Linked DNA regions of Mus musculus: region 2 is linked to region 1. Evidence: chromatin loops called from intact Hi-C (ENCODE). Cell type or tissue: heart. All regions are shown on one strand. Links, peaks and the distances in the headings refer to the core of each region. The heading gives the core; the rest is flanking DNA.

What was found. Hi-C counts contacts between places; a loop is a spot of excess contacts. Peaks named below come from ENCODE experiments on the same cell type or tissue, not always from the same donor. Only the 100,000 strongest peaks of a DNase experiment are listed, where the experiment ranks them.
Region 2: it touches region 1 in a loop (11-fold over the local background); 12 of 42 quality-filtered maps call a loop at or near these places.

What each region holds. Positions count from the first base shown.
Region 1 is chr9:15,677,338-15,685,677 of GRCm38, forward strand. Gm35225 (a long non-coding RNA gene) reads left to right here. Exons shown (of 3, transcript XR_379172.2): 3 at 1-227. It also overlaps the pseudogene Gm5119. Among named protein-coding and RNA genes, the nearest start is that of Gm35225, 10 kb to the left of the region's middle. In heart, for the core only: CTCF peaks have their summits at 4,705 (motif pointing left) and 8,055 (motif pointing right); a DNase peak (open chromatin) is centred at 4,704.
Region 2 is chr9:15,429,938-15,438,277 of GRCm38, forward strand. Gm39294 (a long non-coding RNA gene) reads left to right here and starts at 2,251. Exons shown (of 4, transcript XR_870550.1): 1 at 2,251-2,407. In heart, for the core only: a CTCF peak has its summit at 4,434; no DNase peak of the experiment used is centred there.

The DNA of each region.
Region 1 (8,340 bases), core at 276-8,275:
CAGAAATGATGCACTTGGCCACGGAGAGACATGAACAACGTCTCCAGTAGCAGTATTCATAACGACCTCAAACTGGAAACATTGGTATGTGAGCCATAGGCTGGATGGGCATGTTGCAGTGTTAGTCTGTAGCCCCAGCTACTGTAACCCACAAGGAAGACCTTCCCTGGCTGTCTTGGTTAGGCCTTCTACTGCTGTAATAAAGCACACAATGACCCAATGCAACTTGTGGAGGAAAGGGTTTATTTCATGTTATAACTCAGGTCATAGTTGGTCACTGGGGGAGTCAAGGGCAGGAGTTCAAGGTAGGAGCTGAAGCCATAGCCATGGAAGAATGTTGCTTGCTCCTCCTGGCTTGCTCAGCCTGCTTTCTTATACAACCCAGGACTTCCCAGGTGTAATACCACCCACAGTGGGCTGGGTCCTTCCACAGCAATCATTAAAGAAGAAATACCCCACAGCTTTTCCCACAGGCCAATCTGGTGTGGGCAAAGGGAGCCAGACGTGAAAATACTCCACAGCTTGTGGTCACATTTACATGAATATTCAAAATGAAATAAAACTAGTGTAGATATTGGAATTTCTAGGGGCCACACAAAGGCTGGAGAGTTTCTTCCCTGGGTAGCTGGTCCTATTGCCTCTTCCATAGCAACTTTCATAGGGAGTGGGGTTTTGGGAGCCATTTTGCCTGTTTCTGTGAAAGTCTGCCTGTCAGGCAGAGTCAGGTCAGGCCAGGGTCTACTGACAGATTTCTTGGCTTGCTGACTCATGGAACAATAAGAGGAGGTACACTTGAAGCTCAAGGCAAGGGGTTGAATGTTCTATTAATCTTGGAGGAAGAAACAGGGAGGAATAGGGAGGCCTTCAGATGTGTACAGATATCAAATGTGCATTAGCCATTGTCTCAGCTGGCTTGTGACTTTGTCTCCCACAATACTGTAAAATATCTAAAGCCTAAGAGAATTCAATTCGAGGCTGCTGCAGTACTGACTGGACAGCCCTACCGATTTCTAACCTTTGTCTCTGAGTCTTCTTTTCCATCTTTCCCATAAGCCTCACTCAACCCTCAGGGGGCTGCTTGACTTTGTACCTGCTGGACTGGAAGAGTGGGGTTAGAAAAACAGAGAACCAAACCCAGGTGGGTTTTTGGAGAAGCAGCAGGTAAAACAGAAAGACTTAATAGGAAAAGAAGCAAGGAATGGCAGGCCCAGAACAAATTCCTACTGTGTTGCCAATGGTTTCATTATTAAGATGAAATGGTTCCTCTGTATGTTCATCGTCTGAGCGGCAGACATGCAGCCTCAGTGTTCCCATCCCTGCATCATATCTGGCTGTGTCTCCAGCTACTGCAGAGCAGGTGGCTGCTCATGAGATCAACATTTCTATTCTGTATCATGCTGAGATTTTATTCTGAGCTGTTTCTCTCGGGCGTTCAGAATCCTTTCCTCTAATAATATCAACTAAACAGGCTGTGGCGCAGTGGAGAACCTTGACGAGGAGGTGGTGGCACATTCTCCCTAGAGCATTCAAAGACAGAGAAAACAGAGAAAAGGGGTTGGGGCTCAGTGTGTAATGCTAGTATGTGCATAATGGGGGTGTCATGTGTATGTGTGTATTAGTATACACACACACACATACACACACACACACACACACACACACACACACACACGCGCGCGCGCGCGCGCGCGCGCGCGCGCACATGTACACAAGCACGCATGCTCACATACCAGAGGTTGACATTGGGCTGTCTTCATCTATGACTTTCCCTAGTTTATTTTTTGAAACATGGACTCTTTACTGAGCCCAAAGCTCACTGATTCAGCAAGGATGGCTGACTAGAGGATTCTTGGACATTACAAGTCTTTACATTTTTAAATTCCACCTGTCTCTGTTCATCTAGCACTGGGATTACAGTTAAGTCCAGTTTTACATTGGTTCTGGGGATCTGTATGTAGGTCCCTGTGCTTGCTGAGGACACCGAGCCATCTCTGCTACCTGTAACTGGGGCTCTGAAGGATGCATTTATAGTGTTGGGGGTGTTTTGTGGAGAAAGTGAAGAGATCCGTGAGCTAAAAGTACCAAATATCAGGTATTTTCATAACAGTACTTGGGTTTTTTGTTGGTCAGTTATCAACATAAGAAATATTGAGAATGACACATGTATACAGTAGGTGCCAAGCAAATGGTCTCCAAATGAAAAGGTTAAAAAGAGGCCGACACAGATGTTTGCTGTTATCATACAGGGGCCTTGATAAGTCATAGGATTTGAGAACGCAGAGACTTATGGTGCTTCTTCTTTGTCTACTGCCTTCACAACTAGCTTCAGGTCAAACACTTTAAGACCTCAGAATTGAATTTGAGGGCAGGATGAAAGAGAAAGATGTGATAACTCCCGGATGGGTGCCTCTTAAGGACAGCAGTGCTTTCTAGACTAATGGAGAGCTACGGAATGATTTTTTTTAAAGCTAAAACGCTATCATGGGAGAATTGGAATAGCCCCCAGAAGTCATTTATCATGTCATCTTTCTGGCTGAGGAATACAGAAATCACCAGTTGATGATAAAAATCTTCTATGTTTATACAGGCCTTCCATTCCCAAGGAGATCTCAAAGACACGATCTTCATTAAGTCTCATAGAATGTAAGCATGGTCATGAGCTGTTTGACTTTGGGACCCACCTTGAGATGCACATTGTCTAAATTTTTGTTGTGGTAACATTACATAATACTCTTACACTTCAAATGGTAGAGCCTCTGACATGACACACTTGGTCTCTGTGGCAAAGTCTATACATTGGTCTTTGATATGGATCTTACTGCACTCCTGGTCTTTGAGTAAAATCCACTGTACCTCTGGTCTCTGAGGTAAAGTCCAAGTCACCCCTGGTCTCTGAGGTAAAGTCCACTGCACCTATGATCTCTGAGGTAAAGTCTACTGTATTCCTGTCAAGTCACCCCTGGTCTCTGAGGTAAAGTCCACTGCACCTATGGTCTCTAAGGTAAAGTCTGCTGTATTCCTGTCAAGTCACCCCTTGTCTCTGAGGTAAAGTCCACTGCACCTATGATCTCTGAGGTAAAGTCTGCTGTATTCCTCGTCTCAGAGGTGTTGCTCACTGCACTGGTCTTTGAAGTAAAGTTCGCTACACTCTTGATCTGTGTAGTGCAGACCATTACTTCCAGGCTACAAACCTGGTTTGTATGCTATTGTGTAGACTATAAGCCATGTCAAGTATTTGTGTATCTAAACATATTAAACATAGAAATGAAAGTCACAAGGGTAGCTATTTTTTAGCTCCATTATGATGGTAATGGAGCACAACCTATTGGTTGTTGTTGATTAAAATGTCATTATGTGGTGCATGACCATTTTCTGAGACTCAAAGTAAGTTCTGAATTTCTAAATTCTTATCACCTTGCAGCTTGGTTACTTGAAGACAGAAACACAGAAGTATCTTGGAAAGCGTCCTCTCAAAGACACACATCTGTTTATTATAGGAAGGGTTTGCAGGGCCAGCTGGTGCTTGCTTTTTTGAAGCTGCCAATCAGCCAGTGTTCTTTTGGAAATCTTTTCCCCTCTCTTCCCATACAAGAAGAATCACAGAGGTGCTCGGGTGGAGAGATTGAGCAGAGGGGCTAACCTTGGAGTGGCCTGACCTGGAGGTGTCTTTCCAGGGACAGGGGAGGGCAGGGCACCTGTGTACTCTGGGCCTCACTTAGCAGTGAGACACTCCTGGTGGGCAGTTTTGAGATGAGAGGTGCAGCAGGCAGGGCAGAGCAATACTGGAGACAGGTGCTGGTATAATCTGGGCAGCACAATGGCCCAACTGGCAAGGACAGCTCGCAGCTCCCCTGTAAAGGAGACAGTGGGAGGGCTGCAGGCCTTTCCTTCTCACTTCCCCAGGGGTACTTGCCATAGAACTTTGGTATGGCCTTTAGGAGCCAAAAGCTTGGTAAACTGATATTTTTCTTTGGTTTAGAAAAATACAGACAGTGTGTGTGTGTGTGTGTGTGTGTGTGCGTGTGTGTGTGCTGCAGGCACTATGGAACCCTCATTCCCCTTCATTCAGTAGCGTTTATGAGCTTCCTACCATAAGCACAACTTTAATGATGGATGCTGGGGATGTGATTCGGGACTGGACAGAAGCCCCTCCTGTCAGAGCATCTTGTTCCATCTGGAAGGAAATGAAAAAGCGAATCAAGGAACAATAACATAAGAGAGACACACAGGAAAAAAAAAAAAAGAGAGACACACAGGGAACTGAGGTGCCACAGAACAGGGTCATACAACCCGACTGAAGGGCCAGAGCCAGCAATTAGGATGGAAGCCACGTTTAAGATGAGATTTGAAGACTTTGTCTTGCTTTATGTGACCCTCCATTTCCACCACTGCAGCACTCAGTGCTGACTGCAGTAACAAGTCACCTCTCTTTGACTGGGCATTTAAACCCCAGGTCCTGGGGCAGAATATAAATTATTAAAACCAAAGATAAATCTTGTATCCCCCTGTACCTGAGCTTTTATGTATAGTAGGTTATAAAGTGACACACACACACACACTAGTCTGAAGAACTGGGAACAGAGTCCTTCAGAAACACCAGCATTCACTCACAGCAGGCCCAGCATCAGCAGGCCATGTTGAGCATCTTTGCAGTCCTGCAGGTACCAGCAGCTGCTAATTAAGGCCACACTGCCACCATGAGGACAGTCTGCCTAGTGTCTGTCAGGATTAGGATCCTTGAGACCCAAGCCTGCTTGGAAGCCCAGCTTCCTGCTGGAGAGAGTAGTGACTGTGTAGAAGGGAAAGGCTTACCTACTCCAGGGGCCCCTCCCTCTGGCTGTCCCAGCCTCATCCAGGCAAGGGCAGAGGGTCTTTTTGTAAGTGTGCATGTACAGTACAGACCAGGGAGTCAGGCAGAAGAAGGCACATTCCCTCTCTCTGCACTGCAAGGCTGTCTTCTCTTGGACTCCTGCTGGCCCACCCCTCCCACCTCCCACCGCAGGCTTGCATAGCTGACTTTGACACACTGTTGAAATCAAAGAATGCCATGTGATGAATTGGCAGACTTCAAAGCTCTGCTGTATACTCGAAACACACTATCCCTAAATCTTATGTCTGGAAAGAGGCATTTTCCCAGTGTAAAAGCAAACGGAAGCATACACATTCAGTGTTGGGAGTAAGGGTGTGTGCAGCAACTTGCAAACTATGTTTTGTGGATTTTAGGATCAGCCAAGCAAGTGTAGAGTCTTCCAGAAATGGAGTTTCCTGTTGGGAAAATTAAAGAGGTTTATAGAATGTGGGATTAAGAAAGGACTTTTTATGGACTGGAGCACCAAAACAAAACAAAACAAAACAAAACAAAAAAAAACACTTGCTCTTGAATCAGCTGAGTCCCCAGGCTTGGCGGCCCAAGTCTCTCTCTCTCTCTCTCTCTCTCTCTCTGTGTGTGTGTGTGTGTGTGTGTGTGTGTGTGTGTGTGTGTGTGTGTCTGTAGAGCTTCTGCATGGCCACTTAGGAGGCCTTAGAGGGTGGGCAGAATTTTTGGTAGACGCCATGCCATCACCATGGACAAGGGTGACCCCAACAAGCCACGGGGCAAAATGTCCTCGTATGCCTTCTTCGTGCAGACCTGCTGGGAGGAGCACAAGAAGAAGCATCCCGATTCGTCGGTTAACTTCGCTGAGTTCTCCAAGAAATGCTTCGAGAGATGGAAGACCATGTCTGCAAACGAAAAGTCGAAGTTTGAAGATTTGGCCAAGAGCGACAAAGCTGGTTATGACAGGGAGATGAAGAACAATGTTCCTCCCAAAGGTGATAAGACAGGAAAGAAAAAAGATCCAAATGTTTTGAAGAGACTGCCATCTGCCTTCTTTATGTTTTGCTCTGAACATTGCCCAAAAATCAAAAGTGAACACCCTTGCCTGTCTATTGGAGATACTGCAAAGAAACTGGGTATGATGTGGTCTGAACAATTTGCCAAAGATAAACAACTGAATGAGCAGAAAGTAGCTAAACTAAAGGAGACATGTGAAAAGGATATTGCTGCATACCATGGCGAGGGCAAAAGTGAAACAGGAAAGAAGGGTTCTGGTAGGCCAGTGGGCTCAAAGAAGAAGACTGGAGGAAGAGGAGGAGGAGGAAGAGAAGGAGGAGGAGGAAGATGATGAAGAGGGAGAAGAGGAAGAGGAAGAGGAAGAGGAAGAATAAGTGGCTGTCATGAAGTGTGGAGTATCTGTGCTCAGGCAATTATTTTGCTAAGAATGTGAAATTCAAGCACATTAGCTTCAGTATAAAAACTGAACAGATTTTTGTGTAGCTGATGAGATTCTTTGTAGAGAAAATACTTTTAAAAACGTGTTTGTAGCTTTTTCAGGGGCTACAACGTACAGTTAGATTTAAAACTTTTGATGTTGAATGTTTCTAAATATTTAATGGTTTAACTTCTTATGGTAGCAAAAATAACTTTATAAGAATCTGTATTACCAGTAAAAAGATTTTTTTAGGATTCTGCATTTTTTAAAATTTGTAATAAAATTATATATATATATATATATGTATATATATATATGAACACTTGGACCCAGGGCCGGCTCTCAGCACACTCATGTCAGCTCATGACCACCCGTAATTCTAGCTCCTGGGGATCACACATGTGGTGCACATGAATGGACACATACATAAATGAAAAGGGAAGAACATTTAACAGTAGCCTAAAGTGACAAGTGACAGGTTGAAATAATTACTTCAAAGAAATTGAAAGTAGTAGATACATATATTGCTGAGCTTGTTCTGTGTTTTTCTTGCTCTTGAATCAGAGCAGCGCTGACCACCTGAGGAGATGCTCATGAGATTGGGTCTGTAAGGTTTCCCTGTGGAGGGAGGTGGAAGGCTCACGAGGCTCAGGGCTCAGGGGCATTAATGACATCCTTCCCGGTCCCCTTTCCTTAGAGAGGACACAGAGGCTGTAAAGCACCGGGCTGGGACTGTTTGGTGATGTGACTGCCTGTAAGCTGACAGGGACCTCTGGGCAGTGGAGCTGCCTGTGAGCTACCCATGCACCTGTAAGTAACTTCAAGAAACTCATCAGCCATCAAGCTGACTTTTACAGAAACCTCATTTTCATCTCTACTTTCCAATCTAGGCGAGCAGACATTTTAAACATGCAGAGCCGTTACCTTCAGTGATGGTTAATATTGACCGACTGTCAACCAGGCAGGATCCAGAATCCCTGTAATGTCAAGTCTCGAGTCACACCTGTGAGGGATTCTCTGAATTACGCTAACTCTGAGCAGGTCGTTGGTGGGTTGTCATGATTAGTTTGAGGTGGGTGACTGGGCTGCTGTAAGCAGCTCTGCTCCACAGGACAGGCTGAATAAGAAGGACAAAATGAGCTGATTGGAAACATTCATCATCTAACTATGGAAGCAATATAACTGCAAGGTCCCCTCAGTGATGACTGTATACCTTTGAACTGTGAGACAAATACCTGTCTCCTTGCTTTTTTCAGGGTATTTTAACACAGTAATAGGAAAGGCAACAGATATACTGTCTATTCTAAGGTCTTTCCTGATGATCCCACCACAGCATCCAAGGGACCAGGCTAAGAACTCAGGAGGTGGAGTGTCCCTAACCCCTCCAGCTCCAAGATGCATTGTTCTTCATGAGAAGAACAATGTACGCCACTTTAAAATGTACGCCACTGCATAAGTCCTTCCAAAAATAAGGTAAGAAATTATGATTGAAAACATGGCAAATGTGATTAACTGGCTAGGGTGATTTATTTTTATTTTTATTTTTTTGAGTAGGCACTGTTCCTTCCTGTCAGGAATTACAGTAGCAAGCATCTGTCTAAAAGTTACCAGTCAAAGGCTCAGTGCCTCAGACTTGTTTCAGTGACCAGGTTACTAAGGAATGTTCTCTACATCTGTGGGTTTGTAACTGGGCAGCTCGCAGGGAACTTGCTGCATTTTGTATTCAACCTCACACAGACCTCTGCTATCAGCAGACGTCTGCAATTGTTCTTAGCTCAGTTAGTAATAATTCAACTTCCCACAAGGGGGCAGCAAAGCCCACAGCATTGTTAACCATCACTCTCCGGCCTGGGCTGGAGAGAGACTTCTGAGGGTGGTGGGGCCTGACACCCTGAAGGGTATAGCATATTGAGACTGTGATATATGCCATGAGGTGCTGTAACTACTATCCCGAGACAACTAACTCTAGATTTAAAAAGTAGATCTTAATGTTTTATACTCTGTCACTAGAACTTATAGAAACACCTGTATCCATTAAAGAAATAGTGGGGAATTAGTATTCACAAAGCGTTTGCTATTTGTCAGGACC
Region 2 (8,340 bases), core at 39-8,038, 250 kb before region 1:
CATATCCTAATCGATTGAAATTGAAAAATATGAGGAATTAGAAATTTGTCGGCTGTCATCTTGTGGTCTCTCTAATTTGGTAATGGGAGAAATAGGTCCAATATTGTACAATCCATATATACTTTCTGCTTGTTTGTACATGACAGGGTCTTGCTGTGTTCCACATAATGGTCTTGAAATCATGCTACTCCTATCTCGGCCTCTCTATTAGTAGGATTGTTTATTTGATGTTTTTACACTATTCTATGGCTTTCAGAACAGCTTACATATTTCAGGATTGTTTACACAACCAAAAGAAATGTAGACAATTAATTTGGGAAGTGGCTTGTACAGAACAATAAAGAGTGAGACTGAAGGCTTTGCTAATATTTATAATTATTGTATCAATTTTGAAGAAGAGGACTTTATAAGTTACTTATTCTGAGATGAATGCTTTTCAAAATCATCACAGCCAATGAACCAAAATCTTACCCTCACCTAATGTCTGTTCCACCCTCCAAGAAGAACCATTGTTCATTAAAACAATTGATGAATGACTTCATGGATAGACCATCTTAATACCACACCATTTCTTAAATGAATGTAACCTGTTCCCTTTGGGCTGAGAATGACGACAATCACTCAAGTCAAATAGCTTTGACCATAGCATAATATCTGTATTCAAAAATTGTGCCTACAGTTCATTCCTTGTCACAGCAGGACTGTCAACTCTTAGCTTAGCTACTATGGAGGTAAAGTCCTTTGGTGATGTGAGAGACATTCAAGTACAGTCTTATTACAATGAACTCCAATGTTCAAAAACTGTTCTTATTTCATGTTTGTACCACCATAAGAGCCAATATTTTAAGCTCTACTAAAAACAAAACAAACCAACCAAACAAAAAGACTTTATCTATTTATGCTCACTAAAAAAACTAATAGTGATATATTATTTTAAAATATCATACAGTTAATATATTTGAAGTTATTTAAAATTTACATTGAGAAAAATGTATGTATTATCAGTATTGCTGTAGACAAACATTTACATAAGACTTCAATTGATTGTTGTTTTATATCAACTTTTATAATACTCATTTTTATTGTTACATTATTTTACAAATTTTAAATAATATGATAAAAAACAAAAGGTATTGCAGGTTTTGAAGGGGGACTATCCAGGAGAAGCGGGGTACAAAAGGGAAAGAAGAATGTGATATAAGTCTATTTACTATATGTTTTTAAATGTTAAATTCAGATAAATTGAAATTATGTATCTTTTCTCATCATAATGCAATAAAACTTAAATCAAAGGAAAAAAATCCAATAAGAAAGTAAAACAGGCCCTACTGTTGGCTCCTGCTTTGGGGCTACCAGACGTTACTAAGCTATTTTATCTATATGTTAATAAACATAAAGAAATAGCCAACAGGCTCTTGATCTAAACTCTAGGGCCATGGAATCAGCCAATAACTTATTTGTCAAAAAATTAGACCCAATGACAGCAGGATGGCCACCTTGCCTGTGTGTCATCGTGGCTATGACATCACTGGTTAAGGATGCAGATAAATTAACTTTAGGGCTAATTTTTTTTTTAAACAGTGGAAAACACTATTATTTTTTAAAAATCTCTCAACATTTCAACTCTGTAGAAATAAAATGCAAAATATGTGCCTTTTAAAATTAGCATATACTCAACTCTCCGGATCACAGCAATCTTCTATAGTGAGACACACCTAGGAGTGGAGAGGCCTTGCCTGTCTGGACACTGTATTTCCTGGTGGAAACCACACTGGACTTCCTCAGTTAAGAGAGTCCCTGCAATGCTGGAGTAACTGGAATGCAAAGCTAGAGCTCTCAGGAAAGGACCAGGCATCGACAGTTCTGAGGTGCGGAACAGCAAAGAGCTGCCCAGGAAGGCCAGTCTCAGTAATAAAATTTCCCAAGTTCTGCTGTAGGTACACCTATCTACATGTGCCCTCCCCCAGCCTTGAGCAGGCTGGCTCAGACCTTGTTTGCCACAGTTGCTAGCTCACCTATGGTGGAGTCTTCCAACCTAGGTAAAGTCTTTTATCTGCCACATCTGCAGCTTCCTGCAAAAAGCTACCTGCTGAGCAGCTGAGCTTGTTTTCCGGACAGATCCTGACAAAACAACCACATCCTGGCATAGTGGGGGATTGCCTTCGCCCCTTACAAGCTCAGACTCATAAGTAAACATTGGGCCTTTATCAGAGAACTTTGTCTTGGCTCCTTATTCCTCTTGCTGCCTTTCCATTCAACCCCAACTTTGCTTTCAGGAACCAAGTAACCCAGAGCTGCTGGCAGCTACAGGTGGCACAAAACAAGTGGCCCGAAAAAGGAAAGAACGACCGAGGGACACTGATTTGGTTGGGCTTCACAGAAAACAGAAGAAGATGTATCCTGCACGGTAAGCAACATACAACATTAATGTTAGCGCTACAAATTTCATCTTTTGAAGGCTGTTGATCGAAAGGGTGCAAAGAGGATACAGGCTAGACTGAGTCAGCGTTGGCCCAGAGCTGGTATGAGCTATGAGCTAGGGGTTGACAGTGGAAAATGGGACTGGAAAATGGAAAATTTTAAACAGGCATTTTTCCACAGTCAAGAACTGCATCAGGCTGGAGGAGTAGGGCTTAAAATAAAATAATAAAATAAAATAAAAAGAATAGAAAACAAAAAACAAACAAACAAAGCAAAAACACACACAAAAAAAGGGCCGTGGGATATGCTAGGTATACAAATGACATGAGAGAGAGGGATCAAGAGAGAAGAAAATGGGTTTCAGAGCTATCCCAGGGACAGAAGGAAATCGGGAGACGTCCTGCTTCCTCTCTGGCCCCTACAGGAGACATCCTTAGTTCCGGTTACATCAGGTTCTCTACCCTCTCTGTAGTATCTGTCTTTTGTGCACCAACTGGTCTACATGTCAATTCATGTCTGTTTTTGTTTTGTTGTCTGAATGGCTGTTGTTCTATGTTTTATATTGAAAAGAAAAATTGGTTAAAACTTTATCTGCTGGTTATCCATCTCTTGATTCAGTCTCAGTTGCCCCACACCCTTAGCCAGGAGTCAAGCACAGCAGGAGAGGCCCTGCTGAAAAGCTGCTTTTAAGAGGAGTCAGCAGCTTCTTAGTTCTAAGGCAAATTAGTTGATCCTTGTCTTTTTCTAGAAAAATCTCTGCAATTGTGATTACTGGTTTCAGCAAATGACAAAGTACTTTTTCGCTTGAAATTATACCTAGTAAATAAAAATTATTTGTCTGGTCTAAATTTATAAGATCTGTGAAACAGCTTCATTTGGTTTCTGGCTGGTCTTAAAGGTATAAATATGCTCTGCATGTCTTGGTCATAGAGTATTGGTTTGTAAGTTATCAGGTATGATTTGGTAGCAGAAAGTTAGCTTAAAACTGGTAATTCAGGGTCAGAGTCATTTTAAACAACAATAAGTGGCATGAACCAGCCCAGGAAACCAGGCCTCTAAAGATACTTCTATGTTGGGATAATATTTTATGTAGTTCTTATCCTAGAAACTAGACTTATAAGGGACAAGATTTAAAACAGTGTCTCTTTAATGAAGCATTAAAAGTTGCAGTGTCATGCATTCATATGTAAGAACTGGCAGTCAAACTTTGTAATGTGAAAGTGATGCTTCTGGTATTGCCTTTAAAGAGAATAGATTGTTTAAAATTGGGTTTTGCTTTCTAAAAGTTATGGTTATTCTCTAATATTGCAAAAGAAACTTAAAAAAATATGGTTAAAATTGCCAGTGTTCCATTGACTGGAGTTTGCAGTTTGATCACAAGCTTAGGATTTTAAACTCACCCATATATTGTAATTAAGATGATTACAAGAGTAATCATCTTATGAGAGTGCTAATGCAGCTCCCTGCAGCCTTCCGGCCATACAAAGCAAAGACAGGCTTATCTGGATATATTCATCTTTGTGCAGAAATTGGACCCTCATACAATCAGAGTCTAGCTATGGCTGCTGCCTTGCAGGGGACTCCAGTACATACAAGCAATGCTTTCACAGCGCTGAGGTGATAAGGAATGTTTTAAGTATAAATCATCTTAGGAAAGACTGTCCAAAAATTAGAGGCATAGACAGACAGTAGAATCTTTTTTTTTTTTTTTGTCTTGCAAACCCTGCCTATGGAATTTTGGGGGAGCCTTGCCTCTCCTTGCTTCCAGGAAATTATTTTTAAGCCAAAATAACATTATTAAATATCTATCCAGGTGTTCAAAATAAAGCTTAAACTTAAGTTTTATGAAAGGTCAATGAGGCTGTGGAACTTCTAAGGGTATTTATTGCATTCTGGCCTGCCCACTCCATATAGAATTATTATGGATATGGAAGGTTGTTTTTTCCTTTGCATTCTGATCATTGTAAAGGGTTTGCTTCTAGTGAGCTTGTGATCTGTGGAGAGCCGCAATAACATTTACCATCATAAGATGGCGCTGGCTCCGCAGTGCCTTATGCCACCTAAACAAAGAGCAAGCTATGTGCGCATGTACTAGGAGCAAAAGCCCGCCAAAGTCACTAGCCCATTTCCCTGGGCACTAGCCCATCCCCTGGGGCACTAGCCAATCCCTGGGGTGTATGAGATCGTGGGTGAAGCTACCAGTCGTATTTAGACACGTCACACCAGCGGGTATTTAAGCCAACACGTTTCTGAGCCCTCTTTGTCTTTTCTCATCAACATGTAATAAAAGATTAGCTATGGAAGGATCTTGTGTCCCGTGTGCATGTTTTTCGCGGGCGATCATTGGAAAGTTTTGCCTCTAGGAATGGCTAATAGCCTTACATTATGTAAAAAAAAAAAAAAATTAGTCTCAACTTCAATACAAGAAGCTAGAACTTTGAGTCTTTCAGTGTATATTGTTTCTTATATGGAAAGTATTTTATTAGCTAATGCCTATGAAGGGAAATTTACTACAAACCTTTGCTCTTACACAACAAGATTTAAAATTTTGGGGAATAGTTGTTGCTCCAGAAAAGATTCATAGGTAATATCGTTTTTTTTTTTTTTAAAGATTTATTTATTTATGTTAGGCATATGAGTACACCACCATTGCTCCCTTCAGACACACCAGAATAGGGCATCAGACCCCGTTACAGATGGTTGTGAACCACCATGTGGTTGCTGGGAATTGAACTCAGAACCTCATGAAGAGCAGTCAGTACTCTTAACCTCTGAGCCATCTCTCCAGCCCCATAGGTAATATCTTTTTCAATATTTAGGGCCTCAATTATATCCTAGAAAAATTTTGGCACAGAAAATTTGAGAAAGAAATGAGGATTTGCTTACTTCAAATTATTTTCAAAAGCTTCCAGGAGATGTACATTGGCTAAGACCTCACTTTAAGCTCACCGCAGGATGACTTAAGGCTTTGTTGGATGTTAGCAAGGGAGATGCAAATTAACTGGTGAGAGACAAATAGCTTTGCAGAAAGTAGAGGAAGCTTCTGTAATCAATTGTTAGCACTTGTAATCAAATGTTAGTTATTATTACTCAATGTGCCCACAGCAATTCTTTGGCAAAAGAGAGCATTAATGTGGATTCATCTTTCTTCATCTCCAAGTAAAGTCTTAACATCCTATTATGAAGCTATTGTGGTGTTAATAAAAATTTGTAGGATAGAATCATGAAGGTATTTTTGGAAAGAATGTCTTAAAAACCTGATGAGATGTCTATTCCTTGTTTCAAACAGCAATTAAATCAGTTATTCCAGAATATTGATATTTGGTCTATTGCATAGTAAATATTTTAGGCAAAATTGATAATCATTATCTAAAAGACAAGTTGTTAAAAAATGCTTCTATGCATGCTTTTGCATTTCCTATAAATTAATGCATGCATCCCATAAAGAATACATCTACTGTGTTCAAAAACAGTCCTTCTATGGAAGAGAAGTATATGTGATTGGGTCACATGCTTGTACTTTTGAGCTCCCTCTTGCTTCAGCACAGATAACTGAATTGCATGCTATAGCCAGTGTTTTGAAATGTTGAAAAATCAAGCTTTAATTTGTATACTGATAGCCAATATATATGTATGTACACACACACACACACACACACACACACACACACACACATATCGGCTTACAATTGTTTGAAATTGTTCCTTTTTTAGATATTGCTAATTCTCAAATTTTGCAATTGTTTATGAATATATAACTCAAGTTAAGAGAAAATACTGTTCCTTTGAAGCACTGTCCTTGGACATTTAAGAACCCATCCTGGACTGCCTGGACAAGACCCTTTAAGGCAATGCCACCCCAAATTTGTATCCCAGGCAGATTATAGGCTTTACACAAGAACAATTGGCCATATAATCTCATTCTTTTTTTTTTTTTTTTTTGGTTTTTCGAGACAGGGTTTCTCTGTATAGCTCTGGCTGTCCTGGAACTCACATTGTAGACCAGGCTGGTCTTGAACTCAGAAATCCGCCTGCCTCTGCCTCCTGAGTGCTGGGATTAAAGGCGTGCGCCACCACGCCCAGCATAATCTCATTCTTTACATCATCAAAATAGTAATGGCTTGAATAATAATTTGTTATTTTTAGAGAAAGTGCATGTCAAATTGTAAAAACTTGTTTTCAGTGTCCTCAGTTTCTACCTGCTCCACATAATGGTATTAATTCTCGAGGACATATACTTAATCAATTATTGCAAATGGATACTCATATTTCTGATTTTAGAAAAATAAACTATGCACATGTGACTATTGATACCTTTTCAGGCTTTCTAGTTGCAACCTCTGACAAGAGAAGCAACTAAAAGTATAATTAGTCATTGCCTATGTTAATTTTCTTTTATACTTGGTGTTCCAAATCATATTAAAACAGATATTGGAACTGGCTACTTCAGTCAAGCATTTGAGATGTTATGTCAACAATTTAATGTTACCCATGTTACTGTTTTGTTTTTTTTTTTTAAATAATTCTCAAGGACAAGGTATTGTGGAACTTTAAAACTATATCTTCTTAAAAAACAAAAAAGGGGGAATTATATTCCTGTGCACATTTTTTAAATCACTCTTTTTATTTTTAAAATTTTAAAGTTTGGATGTGAAGAACTCTTTGCTGGGTGTCTATAGCATCCTATAACTAGGCATACTCATGCATTGGAGAGATAAAAGTATCCACTTATTGGCATATGGCACGATCCTAGTCAGGTATTTAATGTGGGGAAGACGGTGTGTTTGTGCTTTTTCCACAGAATGCTGCAGGAGCTTGCTAGCTGCCAGAGTGACTGGTGTGACAAGCTGACACAAAAGGATGGTGCTGACCTGTGAGCTTGCTGAGTACTTTGACAGTGTGACAAGAAAGCTGTGTTGGGTGTATGTTCCTGACCCATCTTTGCTTGCCTATCTTCCAGATTAGACAAGCTGCCTTGTTTCAAGCTTTTTAACCTCATGGGACAGAGAACATAAGAGACTGTGAAAACTGATTTAGAAAAATTAATCAAGAGAAGGATTTATAATGACTCTTCTCTTTCCTTTAATGTGACCAGTTATTCTGACTCAATTATGGACTAGCCTAGAAATAAATCCAATATTGGAGATTCCAATTATGAAGATAGCTAAAAATCTTTATCAGCCAGCTTACCTGGCTCTTAGCACTATTTACCTGAGAAGTAACAGTTTTTCTGTTGATTCTCAGAGCCACCTCCCCAACACCTGGTGGCCAAACTTTGTCTGATCTTGCCAATTTGCAACTGAATCGAATTCCTGTGACATACCCACAGACAATTTTAATCCTGTTGCTTTTAGCTTTTGAGTTTGTATTTCAAGCAGGTCGGTTACAGGCTGGCCTTCATCAAAGCTCAGATGGCAGTTATTCATTGCTATGAAGAGATTCATTAAGTGTATATCGTGGCTTTGGTCTGAATGGGGAAAAAGTGTGCTTTGAGGGCTAGCAACTGAAGACAGGCCACTGGCTATGGCTTTTTTCATCCTAAGACAGAAGAATGTGCCAAGAGGCTGTGTTTGTTCATAATAAACGCTAAAATGCCGTGTTTATGCAAAGAAATACAAATAAGCTGCACGTGTTCTCTGAGACGGGTCACAAAGAGTCCAATACATTCAGTCCTAAGATATGCGTGGCCTCTAGTCACCATAATTCCCAGGCAGGACCATGGAACATAAGTAAATTTTATGGCCCAGTCCAGCTAACTTTTAATAAATAAAAAGTGAGGAACTGGGCCCTCCTCCCAGCATTGAGCAGGCTGGCTCAGACCTTGTTTCCACAGTTGCTAGCTCACCTAGGGTGGAGTCTTCCAACCTAGGTAAAGTCTCTTTTCTGCCACATCTGCAGTTTCGTGCAAGAAATTACCTG